Regions from separate parts of the Homo sapiens genome. Here region 2 is linked to region 1. A link is a loop called in an ENCODE intact Hi-C map of the cell type or tissue named here. Cell type or tissue: IMR-90. All regions are shown on one strand. Each heading gives the region's core, and the rest is flanking DNA. Links, peaks and the distances in the headings are about the cores only.

Region 1 (6,657 bases), core at 1,092-6,091:
AGGATCCCTCTGACTGCTCTGTGGAGACTGTGCTAAGGTGCAGTGAAAACAGAACCAAAGAGACCAGTGAGGAGAATGCTGCAGTGATTCAGGTGAGAGAGGAAGATGGCCTGGACCAGGGGGGTAACAGGGGAGATGATGAGAGCTAACTGGATTTGGGGGTTGACTGGATCTGCAGAAAGATTGGATAGGGTGTGTAATAGAGAAGAGTCAAGAATGACTTCAAAGTTTTTGCCTCCAGGTTAGATTGGACATTAAGATGGTGGAGACTGCAGGAAAGCAAGTTTAGGGAGAAAAGTAGGAATTGACTTTTGAGCATATTGCCCATTTGAGATGCTATTTATGAGAGTTGGATTTATGAGTATGGAGTTCTGAGGAGAACTCCCACCCAGCAAGAGATAGAAATATGGGAGTCATCGGCTGGGTGCGGTGGCTCACACCTACAATCCCAGCACTTTGGCAGGCCGAGATGGGCGGATCAAGAGGTCAGGAGATCGAGACCATCCTGGCTAACATGGTGAAACCCCATCTCTACTAAAAATACAAAAAAATTAGCCAGGCGTGGTGGTGGGTGCCTGTAGTCCCAGCTACTTGAGAGGCTGAGGCAGGAGAATGGTGTGAACCCGGGAGGTGGAGCTTGCAGTGAGTTGAGGAGATCGTGCCACTGCACTCCAGCCTGGGGGACTGAGTGAGACTCCGTCTCCAAAAAACAAAGAAATATGGGAGTCATCAGTCTACAGGTGGTATTTAAAGCCACGAGGCAGTAGGAGTTTATGAGGGGAGCAAGTATAGGTAGAAAGGCCATCTAAAGACTGTACTCTGGGCCGGGCGTGGTGGCTCATGCCTGTAATCCCAGCACTTTGGGAGGCCAAGGTGGGTGGTTCACGAGGTCAGGAGTTTGAGACCAGCGTGGCCAATATAGTAAAACCCTGTCTCTACTAAAAAATACAACAATTTGCTGGGCATGGTGGCGTGTGCCTGTAGTCCCGGCTACTTGGGAGGCTGAGGCAGGAGAATCGCTTGAACCCAGGAGGCGGAGGTTGCATGAGCTGAGACCTCGCCATTGCACTCCAGCTTGGGTGACAGACAAGACTGCGTCTCAAAAAAAAAAAGACTGTACTCTGGGGCACTTCAAGGTCAAGAGATCAGGAGGATGAGGAAGAACCGGCAAAGGAGACTGAACCTGTGCCGCCAGAAGCAGCGGGAGAATCAGAGGAATGTGCTGAGAAAAGTTTTCTATTTTGTCTTTTTGAGACAGGGTCTCGCTGTCACTCAGGCTGGAGTGCAGTGGTACAATCATGGCTCACTGCAGCCTTGATTTCCCAGGCTCAAGTGATCCTACTGCCTCAGCCTCCTGAGTAGATGGGACTACAGGTGCATGCCATCACACTGGCTACTTTTTAGTTTTTGTAGAGATAGGGTCTTGTCATGTTGCCCAGGCTGATCTTGAACTCCTGGGCTCTCATGATCCTCCTGCCTTGGCCTCCCAAAGTGTTGGGATTACAGGTGTGAGCCACCACGCCTGGCTGAGAAAAGTATTTTTAAGAAGAGGGAGTGATCGGCCAGGTCAAATGCTGCTGAAAGACTGAATAAAATTAAGAAATGAACATTGACCATTGGATGTGGCAGTGCAGAGGTCATTTCGTGGAGTGACTGGGGTGAGAGTCTGTGGGAAGGACTCAGCAGAGAACGGGAGAAGACAAATGGAGTCAGCACATAGACACAACGCTTTGAAAAGTTTTGTAGAGAATGGAAAGAAACAAATAGGATAGTAGTTGGGGGAGGAGTGAGGCTAAGTGACTTTACCACACGGGAGAAACGTCACTAAATTTATCTGTTGTTGGGAGTGACCCAGTGAGGGGAGGGACTGCTGGTGCAAGGGAGCAGGGGAGCTGCTGGGGCCCTGCCTGAGAAGCTGCAGGTGGTGGATCCAGAGCTCCAGGGGAGGCCTGGCTTTGGCTCGGAGCCTGGACCGTCCATCCATGGTGAGAGGAGAGGACACAGAATTGGGACACAAACATAGGGAGGTGGGTGGTTTTGCCTGTGTGGGGAGGTGGAAGTTCACTCTTAAATGCTTCTCCTGGTTTCTCAGTGATCAGAAGTGAGGTCAGCAGCTGAGGCTAAGGATGAAGGAGAAAGTGTTGGAGGTTTGAGGAAAGAGGAGAGAGTCTGAATAGCTTTTCTGGAGAGAAAGCAAGACAGAGAGAAAGAAGGAGAATGGTCAACAGCAACATAGTAGGATTCTTAGGAAGCAAAAAGGGCTGCGTGATCATGAATTTTGAAGCGAGATTGTTTTTTCTCCAGACACACTGAGCTGAATGGGTGCAGGCTCCAGCTTGTAAACTTTTGCTCTTTTTATTGACCTTTTGCACAGAACCAATATTTTGCTTTAGGCCAGGCGCGGTGGTGCCTTCCTGTAATCCCAGCACTTTGGGAGGCCAAGGTGGGCGGATCACCTGAGATCAGGAGTTTGAGACCAGCCTGACCAATATGGTGAAACCCTGTCTCTAATAAAAGTACAAAAATTAGCTGGGCCTGGTGGCACGCACCTGTAGTACCAGCTACTCAGGAGGCTGAGGCAGGCGAATCGCTTGAACCCGGGAGGCAGAGGTTGCAGTGAGCCGAGATCGCATCACTGCACTCCAGCCTGGGCGACAGAGCAAGACTCCATCTCAAAAAAGACCAAAAAAAAACTGCTTTATTGACCAGGTCAAACATCTTCCCTTTCACTTCTGCCTTTATTAATTATTTCTTTGAGGTCTCCCATCTTTGAGAGTTGAACATTTGGCTTCTTTATTATCAGGGGTTTTTTTTTCTTTTTTTTGAGACGTAGTCTTGCTCTGTCGCCCAGGCTGGAGTGCAGTGGTGCGATCTTAGCTCACTGCAAGCTGTGCCGCCTGGGTTCAAGCGATTCTCCTGCCTAAGCGTCCCGAGTAGCTGGAACTACAGGCACAGGCCACCACGCCCAGCTAATTTTTTTTTTTTTTTTTTTTTTTTTTTTTTTGGAGATGGAATCTCACTGTGTCACCCAGGCTGTTGCGCAGGCTCGTAATCCCAGCACTTTGGAAGGCCGAGGTGGGCAGATCACTTGAGCCCAGGAGGTTCAAGACCAGCCTGGGCAACATGGCAAAACCCCATCACTGCCAAAAGTACAAAAAAATTAGCCTTGTGTGGTCGTGTACACCTGTGGTCCCTGCTACTTGGGAGCCTGAGGTGGGAGGATCTCTTAAGCCTGGGGGCAGAGGTTGCAGTGAGCAGAGATCACGCCACTTGTATTCCAGCTTGGGAGATGGAGTGAGACCCCGTCTCAAAAAAAAAAAAAGGCATGTCTTTTATCTGAGTCTTTTAAAGCATCCTTTGAAAGAGTTTTATATTTTTCCTCATAAAGATTTTGTGCATTTGTGTTAGGTTAATTCCAGGATACACAATAATTTCTGGTGCTATTGTGTCATATCTTAATTCACATTTTCTCATTACTTATTGAATCAGTAGTATCAGTTACATCATTTATGTATGGCTGCATAATAAACCACTCCCTAAACTCAGTGAATAAACACAACCAGGCCAGGCACAGTGGCTCACAGCTGTAATCCCAGCACTTTGGGAGGCCAAGGTGGGCAGATCACCTGAGGTCAGGAGTTCGAGAACACCCTGGCCAACATGGTGAAATCCCATCTCTACTAAAAATACAAAAAAATGAGCCAGGCGTGGTGGTGGGCACCTGTAATCCCAGCTGCTCGGGAGGCTGAGGCAGGAGAATCGCTTGAACGAAGGTGAAGGTTGCAGTGAGCCAAGATTAGGCCACTACACTCCAGCCTGGGCTACAGACAGAGCAAGACTCCATCTCAAAAAAAAAACCACAACCATGTTATTACTCATGATTCTGGGGGGTCAGAGTTTCAGGCAGCTCTCTGCAGAAAGTGCTTCACATGACATCAGTGGGGTGACTGGACTGTCTTAGAGGCTTCAAGATGGCTTCATTCACATGTTTGAGGGCCTGGTGGTGGGCAGGAGAGCAAAGGCACATTGCAAAGGGGTGGATCCGGAGAGGCATGATTCACTGGGGATAGTTTTTAATATTTTACCTTAGTGAGGAGGAACATTGTATTGGTTAGATTTATGTGTCAATTTGACTGGGCCATGGGGTGCCCAGGTATTTGGTCACACATTATTCTGGGTGTTTCTGTGAGGGTGTTTTTGGGTGAGCGTAACATTTAAATTGGTAAACTGAGTCAAGCAGATTGCCCTCCATAATGTGGGTGGGCCTCATCCAATAAGTTGAAGGCCTGATCAGAACAAAAGGCTCACCATCCCCCAAGTAGGAGAATTCTCCTGCCTGATGGCCTTGGCCTTTGAAATGAGTCATTGGCTCTTCCTGGTTCTACAGTAGCTTCCTGACTTCACACTTAAACTGAGACATTGATTCAGACTTGGGCTGATTTGGATTTGCCAGCCTCCATAATTGCATAAGCCAATTCCTTCTAATAATCCTTTTTTATTCCTTATGAATGAATGAATGAATGCACCCTAGTGACTGTTTCTCTAGAGACCCCTGACTATTAATTTTTTTTGTTTTTTTTTAGATGGAGTCTCGCTCTGTTGCCCAGGCTGGAGTGCAGTGGCACAATCTCAGCTCATTGCAACCTCTGCCTCCCAGGTTCAAGCGCTTCTCCTGCCTCAGCCTCCCAAGTAGTTGGGACTACAGGCATGTGCCACCACGCCCAGCTAATTTTTGTATTTTTAGTAGAGACGGGGTTTCACCATGTTGGCCAGGATGGTCTCGATCTCTGGACCTTGTGATCTGCCCACCTCAGCCTCCCAAAGTGCTGGGATTACAGGCATGAGCCACCATGCCTGGCTATTAATTTTTTAAGTGATCATTTACACAGCAATGTTGGTGAACTTTCTGATTCATAAATTTTTTGCTTCCCTAATAAACCTTATAACTCTAATTTATTTTTCTTGCCTTATAATGATGGCAAAGACTTCCAATACTACAATTAAATGTAGCTTTGACAATGGCTATCTTTGCCTTTTTTCCCCAATTCAAAGCAAAATGAGTCTGAAATTTCTCAGCTAACCATAATGTCTTTCTGTAGGTTTTTAGTAGATGTCAAGTTAAGGGTATTCTGTTCCTAACTTTCTGATAGTTTTTTTTAACCATAAATAGCTGTTTACCTTTGCCAAATGCCTTTTCTGCATTTACTGAGATAACTGTATGTTTTGCTTTTATATTGATTAATTTTCTAATGTCAAATTATTTTGATGGGCCTGACTTTTGTCCTCTTTTCTATTTGATTTACTAACATTTTATTTAGAATTTTACCATCTTTGTTGATAAGTAAAATGAGCCTAATTTTATTTTCTTTTACTGTTTTATATGACTTTAGAATCATTTATACCTGCTCCACAGAATGATTTGGGTAACTTTCTATTTTTATTTTCTGGAACAACTTGCACAAGACATGAGGTTTTATTCCTTCCAAGTTTGGTGAAACTTACCTATGGAATTATCAGGACCAGAGAATTTGAGGGTTGTGGAGGATATCTTGATTACCAATTTCTTTCTTTTTTTTTTTTTTTTTTTTTTGAGACAAGGTTTTGCTCTGTTGCCCAGGCTGGAGTGCAATGGTGCGATCTCAGCTCACTGCAACCTCTGCCTCCTGGGTTCAAGCAATTCTCCTGCCTCAGCCTCCCAAGTAGCTGGGATGACAGGCCTGCACTACCACGCCCAGCTAATTTTGAATTTTTAGTAGAGACAGGGTTTCACCGCGTTGGTCAGGCTGGTCTCCAACTCCCAACTGTTATGTGCGTCCACGTGAAGAGAGTCTACCAACAGGCTTTGTGAGAGCAACAAGGCTGTTTATTTCACTTGGGTGCAAGTGGGCTGAGTCCACAAAGAGTCAGCAAAGGGAGATAGGGGTGGGGCAGCTTTATAGGATTTGGGTAGGTAGTGGAAAATTACACTTAAAGGTGGTTATCTCTTGTGGGCAGGGGAGGGGTCACAAGGTGCAGGGTTGGGAGATCATGAGATTCATTGTCCAGGGGAGGAATGTCACAAGGTCGATTGATTAGTTGGAGTGGGGCATGTATATGTGCACGTCACAGGGATTATGATGGCTTAGCTTGGGCTCAGATGTCTGACATTGAGGATCCTTCTTTATCTTCCTCTGATGCCCTTCTATGAGAATGAATCTGTTTTGGAAGAAAACGCAATTAAGATTCTGCATCACAACAACCATTAGCTCCAAATCTGTATTCATTCCTTTTATTCATTATAAGTCTCATCTACCCGAAGAGATAACTTTTTTGAAGACAGGAATTATATGCTGTTTAACAGTGCTTTGATTCTTCCACAGTTCAGTCATCCTTGCTACCTTGCGGGGGACTGGTTCTAGGATACTGCTTCCACAGCATACCAGAATCTGGATGCTCAATCCCTTACATATAATGGTGCAGTATTTGCACATAACTAACACACATCCCCCCATATACTTTATTTACTTACTTAGAGACAGGATCACCCTCTGTTGCTCAGGCTGGAGTGCAATGTCACAATCACAGCTCACTGCAGCCTCAACCTCCTGGGCTCCAGTGATCTGCCCACCTCAGCCTCTTGAGTAGCTGGGACTACAGGTGCATACCACCACACTGGCT
Region 2 (6,657 bases), core at 1,098-6,097, 56 kb before region 1:
TGATCAATTCCTCTTCTATAAAATGGTGATAAGGATGGCTACCATAATTGTGCCCTGATTATATTGTCAGGGTTATGTGAGGAAATGCTCATAAGCATCTCAGCAAAGCCAGGGGTACAGGGCTCACCTGACATAAGAGATATCCTTGGGTTTGTCCTAATAGCGAGAAACCGGGCCTCTTTTGCCTCTTTTTTTCCCTCTTGCTGATGTGGGAGAGGAGAGAACATTCAAGAGGTGATCAGCAGACATCCTTAATTTTGATAAAGGCAGCTGAGCGGGGAAATATAAGGTCGGTTCTGTGTAGATAGACAGGTGGAACCCAGCAATCAGTTTAACCAGCCTCCAAGCGGTTCTGATGCATGCCAGAGGTGGAGAACCACGCTCTATAAGTACACACATTCTATTTAGTCATTCCATTCTAGACCGATAGCTTTTATTTTTAGTTTGGAACTATTACAAATTGTGCTGCTCTGGACATTCTCGAACATGGGTTTTGGGACACACATGTACACTTTTCTGTTGCTTATACCTAGGAATAAGATTGTTGGATTATAGGTGATGCACATACTCAGTTTTAAGATATGTTGTCAGACATTTTTCCAAAGCAATTGTGCCAATGCCCGTGCCTACCAGTAATGTGTGAATATTCCATTTCCTTCACATCTTCAGCAACACTTAATGATGCCAGTCAGAATTTGCATTTCCCTGATAGCTAACGAGGTTGGGCATTTTTACATGCTTGCTAGCTGTTAGGATATCTTTCTTTATGTAATATCCCTTCAGATGTTTGCATATTGATTAATCCGACTGTTTTTTTCCAGTTAATTTTTCCTTTGTTGAATAAATATGTTGCAAATATACCTTCCCATTCTGTGACTTGTCGTTTATTTTCTTTCCTCTTTTTTTTTTTTTGAGACGGAGTCTCACTCTATCATCCAGGCTGGAGTGCAGTGGTGTGATCTCGGCTCACTGCAACCTCTGCCTCCCTGCAACCTCCACCTCCCAGATTCAAGCAATTTTCCTGCTTCAGCCTCCCCAGTAGCTGGGGTTACAGTCATGTGCCACCATGCCCAGCTAATTTTTGTGTATTTTTAGTAGAGATGGGGTTTCACCATGTTGTTCAGGCTGGTCTCGAACTCCTCCACCCACCTCGGCCTCCTAAAGTGTTAGGATTACAAGTGTGAGCCACTGCACCCAGCCATACTTTCTTTTTTCTTTTTCTTTTTTTTTGAGATGGAGTCTTGCTCTGTCACCCAGGCTGGAGTGCAGTGGTGTGATCTCAGCTCACTGCAACCTCCATCTCCTGGGTTCAAGCGATTCTCATGCCTCAGCCTCCCAAGTAGCTGGAATTACAGGTGCGGGCCACCACACCTGGCTAATTTTTGTATTTTTGGTATTTCACCACGTTGGTGAAATAATTTTCATGTATTTCACCATGTTGGTCAGGCTGGTCCCGCCCACCTCGGCTTTCCAAAGTGCTGGAATTACAGGCATGAGCCACCATGCCTGGCCTTGTTCTCCTTTCTTAATGGTGGTTTTGATGAAGTTCTTAATTTTAATGTAATTCAATTTATCAATTTTTTTCCTTTGTGGTTAGTGTTTTTGTATCCTGTTAAGGAATCTTTGCCTACCTCCAATGCCATGAAGATATTCTCCTTTTTTTTTTTTTCTAAAAGCTGTATTATTTTGCTTTTCAATTTAGAACTATAAATATTGTGCAACTAATTACTATGTATGATTTGAGGCAGGGGTCAAGATTCATTTTTCCATATGGATATGCAATTGATCCAGCACCATTTGACAAGGTCATCCTTCCTTCACTGCACTGGAGCACCAGCTTTGTCATGAGTGAAGCAATTGTCTAGGTGGGAGTCTTTTTCTGGATGTTTCATTCTTTTCCATTGGTCTGTTTTTCTACCCTTGAGAAAATACCACTCTATCTGAATTACTGTAATTTTACAATAAGTCCTGATATCTGGTAGTACAGGTCCTGCCCATTTGTTCTGTTTCCTCAAGGTTGTCTTGGCTATTCTTGGTCTTTTGCATTTTTATATAAATTACAGAATCACTTTGTCAGCTTCCAAGAAAAACGTGCTGGATTTTGATTGGTATTATACTAAATATATAGATCAATTGGAGGAGAATGAACATCGTTACAGTATTGACTCCTTCGGTTCATATCATGATATTTCCCTCCACTTATTTCAATCCTGTTAATGTTTCAGTACTGCTCCACCTGTCTGCCCTCCAGGCTGGTGCTGGCCTCTGGGATGGAGGAGCTTCAGGTATACTTGGAGAAAGAACCCCAGGTGTCTCCTCCAACCCTTCATGTTCTCTCCTTGACTGTGGCAAGGAGAGGTGGGAAGGGAAGAGACCAAATAGGAGTCAGAGGAAAGGAGGCTGCAGTAACCCACTGCACCTTGGTACAGGGTCCTGTGCTGGAGAAATCTAGAGATGATAAAATATGTAAGGAAAAAAACACAAGGCTGGTTACAATCATACTGGGTAGCAGACAATGGGATGTAAAGGAGAAAGAGGCCTGGACACTTGGGCAAGAAGAGAGCTTAGTATGCATGGATTGGACAGGACTGGTCCTAAAACTACCTTCATCACAAAAAAGCTGCATGTCCCTGGAGAAGACTCCCCTCATTGGGCCTCTTTCCTCACCGTGAAATGAGAGGACTTGGACCTGATGCTCTGGATGCTTCCTTCAGCTCTGCCACTAGGACACTGGTACTGATGGAGGATGATGGCAAGAAGCTAGGTTGAATGTAAGTGACTTGCCCTTTGCCCTGTCCCTCCAGGTGTAGTCTTTGAACTCTAACCATCCACGCACTCTTCCTTTCCACAGAACAGATCCCTGTTTCAGGCTGACTTCATCCCGCTGGATGGAATTCCAGCCAATGTGATCCAAAGAGGGAAGCAGTACCAGGCTGCAGCCCTCGTCATGCTGAAGATGGAGCCTCCTGGGAAGCTGCTACCCATGGTCATCCAGGTGAGGGCCCTGGACCTCCCTGCCTACACTGTGCTCTGTTCATTTTAACCTCTGCTCCCAGGGACCCAGCCTCCTGCCTTTTGGCTCCCAAAGCTACCCCCACTCAGCAGGTCCAGTCCTTGTGTTCAGCCACCCAGTGACTGCTTGCTGTCTTGTCCTTCCTCACCTGGAACTACCTTCTGAGAGTCATAACGGCATCTCTTGGTTCTCATCCTGAGGCTACTCAACCTCTTTGTGACCTTTGAATCTATTGAACATTCCCTCTTTCTTAAACATGTTTTCTCCTTTTGGTTTTAATGATTTTTTTTTCACTCCTATTGTTCACACAGTGAGTGGACAGGGATTGTCAGTTATCTCATACATCCAGCTTCTCCTTCTCATTCCACTATCCTGACTCAGACCCTCATGACATTTCTCCCAAAGCACTGTTAGCCTTACTTGGCTTCCTTCTACCATTCTCTCCTGCACTTAACCTATCATTGTATTCACAGGGCACCACAGATAGTGAGAGGCAGGGTGGAGGGGTCTTCATTCTTCATACTACCTGGAAGGCAATAATCTTACATTAGCCATATGTTCCCCCCGGAACACTCAGCATAGCATCATCCATATGGGGAGAGGTGAATAAATGCTTAATTCTTCCTCCTTCTGGCTTCACCCTCCCAGCTTCAGCTCTCCCACCCCAATACTGTTCCTGCCCTCAAATCCTTTGCTTGCCTGGCTCCTGGCTAAATCCTGGATCTGAAACTCCGATTCCAACTGCACAAGCTCCGATACTATTTGCTGAACACTCATCTCGTAGCTGAAGTCATTGCTATTGTCACCATAATGTGCCTCCCACGTTTGCGCCCTGTCTTCAAGGTACAAGCTCCACCACTCTCCGTGTCCCAAAGCAACAACCCAACAGCTGCCTAGTTTTAAAGAAATCTGAGGCACCTGGGACAACATGTAAACAGAGCTGCTTGAAATTTCACAAACATCCATATGATATTACAGCAGAGAATCTTCATGGCAATTTGTAAATGGAGGCGAGAGGAGATGGATAATTGAGCCAGGGCCTTCAGCCTTGTGATTGTACTTTTAATGTCTAAATTAATTTAATGTAAGCTAATTATAGACTCACAGGCAGTTGTTAGAAATACTAAAGAGATCCCATCTATCCCATTAAGTCAAGTCACTTAGCATTTATCCAGTACATACTGTAGGGTGGTTCTCTGAAATTCTCTAGTAGTGGGTCTTGAGTAGAGTAGGAATACAAATATATTAAGCAAAAGTGTTGCATCTGCATTGGGAGATTTATCATTTATCATGAAAGACAGGCAGTACATATGAGAAAAAAACAAAACAGTATCTGTGATATGGTTTGGATGTTTTCCCTCCACTTCTCATGTTGAAGTGTAATCCCCAGTGTTGGACGCAGGGCCTGGTGGAAGGTGTTTGGGTCATGGCTTCATGCTGTCCTCCTGATAATGAGTGAGTTCTCACTCTGAATTCACACGAGATCTGGTTGTTTAAAAGAGATCTTGCTCTTGCTCTTGCTCTCCTGCTCCCTCTCTCCATGTGACGTGCCTGCTCTGCTCCCCCTTCACCCTCCACCATGATTGAAAGCTTCCTGAAGCCTCACTAGAAGCTAAGCGATGCCAACATGCTTCCTGTACAGTCTGCAGAACCATGAGCCACTTAAACCTCTTTTCTTAGTAAATTTTCCCGTCTCAGATAATCCCTCATAGCAATGCAAAACAGACTACCACAATCTAGAAACAGAGTTTGAGATGAAGAGAAATAGCTGTAATCACTATAGTATCTATGGAGAATGTTCCACCACAAGTGGGGAGTCTTTAGGTAGAAGACCAAAGGGCAAGGCGAGCAGCCCAGCGGGTTTCTCATACCTGACTAAGGAGAGAGGTAGATAAAGACATTAGCATGGCAGTGACAGGAGGATGGAAGAGAAAAATCAAATACGTGGTGATGGGGGAAGAGTAGCTGCAGCATGCCTGTGTCCAAGATGGAATGGAGATGTAAGCTTCCTCAACACCTAGGAGCCTACGGGGGGCATGTTGTACTTCCCTAGAAATACTAACATTTTACAAAACAGTGAGTCTACTATCTATTGCGAGGCAGAAAGCAGCAAAGTAAAACTTGTGCTTGCTTAAACATGTTTTCAAAATCTTTATGACATTTTATATATAGAAAAAGGGAGCAAAATGATATAAGCTTATGAACCAGAGCAGTGGTCAGAAACAGTAAAGTCAGGAGAAGGAGGCAGTTTCGGGGACAAAGATGAGGTGTTCTGTTTTAGATGCATGGAGTTCGAAGAGTTGGCAAGATATGCAAGTGAGCGCCTGGCAGGCAGGACAGCTGGATTGTGTTTCTGCTGCTGGTCACCACCTCCACCCCCAAATCTGGCTATTACTAGTTGTGGTCCCTCTGGGTCTGAGAGAACATAGATAAGGTAGGCATTAATATACTTTATGGAATCTTAGACTTGATTGCGTTCATGCTGCCTTTGCCTCACCACCTGGTGCCCAGGTTGAATAGGTTAAGCCCACTCTCACATCTCAGAATCCCCCTTCACTAGTTCAGCCCTCTGTTCACTCATCTCCCTCGCATAACCACTTCCTCCTATGGCAAACAGCTGAGTTGTTGTCAAGACACAGAGGAGGGCTAAGCCCACAAATATCATAAAAGTGACCTGTGCAGGCTCTGGACTCAGACTGTTGGAGTCTGAGTCCTCAGTACTTAACAGGTGTGTGTTTCAGGGTCCTCATCTCTGAATGGAGATAACAGAATTTCCATTGTGAGGTTGTTAAGGGATTAAACGACAGGACAGGCAGTGTGACTCAGGATAAATAGGAGCGATAGGTGAGTCTTTCCTATTACTATGTAGCAATATGTTATTATTGTTAGTTGTTTATCCTTGGGTATGTTGTTATTATTTTTTATTCTTTTTTTTACCTTCAGCCAACTCACTCCATGTTGTTGTTATTAGTTGCTTATCCTGGGTATCTACCCACTTCATCTGGACTTTGGGTTTTCTATGACATTCACCATCTTTCCATGGAGTTTTCCAGGTTCAAGCCAACGTGAGCTGCTTTGATATCTTTGCCTCAAGAGTATTCTTTGGGCCGGTCCCGTGTGTCCGGCATTAAAGACCTTAGATAGATACCAATGGCATAAATCCTGCATATGAACCAGTTGAAAATGAAAACAAAATAGTTCTTTTTTTGTTTTTTTAGAGACAGGGTATTGCTCTGTCACGTAGGCTGGAGTGCAGTGGCACAATCACAGCTCACTGCAGCTTCAGCTTCCTGGGCTCAAGAGATCCTCCTGCCTCAGTCTCCTGAGTAGCTTAGTCTAGACATACACCACTACACCTGTGTACCTGGCTAATTTTTAACTTTAATTAGGGACAGAGGCTTGCTGTGTTGCCTAGGCTGGTCTCGAACTTCTGGCCTCAAGTGATCCTCTGCCCTGGCCTCCCAAAGAACTGGGATTATAGGTGTGAGCCACCATGTTTGGCCCCAAATAGGTTAAGAATAAAAAAATGAATGCGAGAATCAGGGACCCCTTTTTTAAGAGTCAAAGAAAAGCAGGAAAGAGGAAACCTAATAGTATCTAACTGGGGGCCAGGGAAGATTTGATGAGAATAGCTTGGCTTTGCT

What was found. Hi-C counts contacts between places; a loop is a spot of excess contacts. Peaks named below come from ENCODE experiments on the same cell type or tissue, not always from the same donor. Only the 100,000 strongest peaks of a DNase experiment are listed, where the experiment ranks them.
Region 2: a loop joins it to region 1, with 2.3 times the contacts of the local background. A loop is called at or near these places in 2 of 110 quality-filtered maps.

The regions. Positions count from the first base shown.
Region 1 is chr17:30,583,091-30,589,747 of GRCh38, forward strand. LOC124903978 (a long non-coding RNA gene) reads right to left here. Exons shown (of 2, transcript XR_007065708.1): 2 at 5,846-6,195. It also overlaps the pseudogene SMURF2P1-LRRC37BP1. Among named protein-coding and RNA genes, the nearest start is that of GOSR1, 110 kb to the left of the region's middle. In IMR-90, for the core only: no CTCF peak of the experiment used is centred there; a DNase peak (open chromatin) is centred at 3,931.
Region 2 is chr17:30,527,457-30,534,113 of GRCh38, forward strand. GOSR1 (golgi SNAP receptor complex member 1) reads left to right here. Exons shown (of 9, transcript NM_001007025.2): 9 at 1-136. It also overlaps the pseudogene ALOX12P1. Among named protein-coding and RNA genes, the nearest start is that of GOSR1, 53 kb to the left of the region's middle. In IMR-90, for the core only: no CTCF peak of the experiment used is centred there; a DNase peak (open chromatin) is centred at 3,395.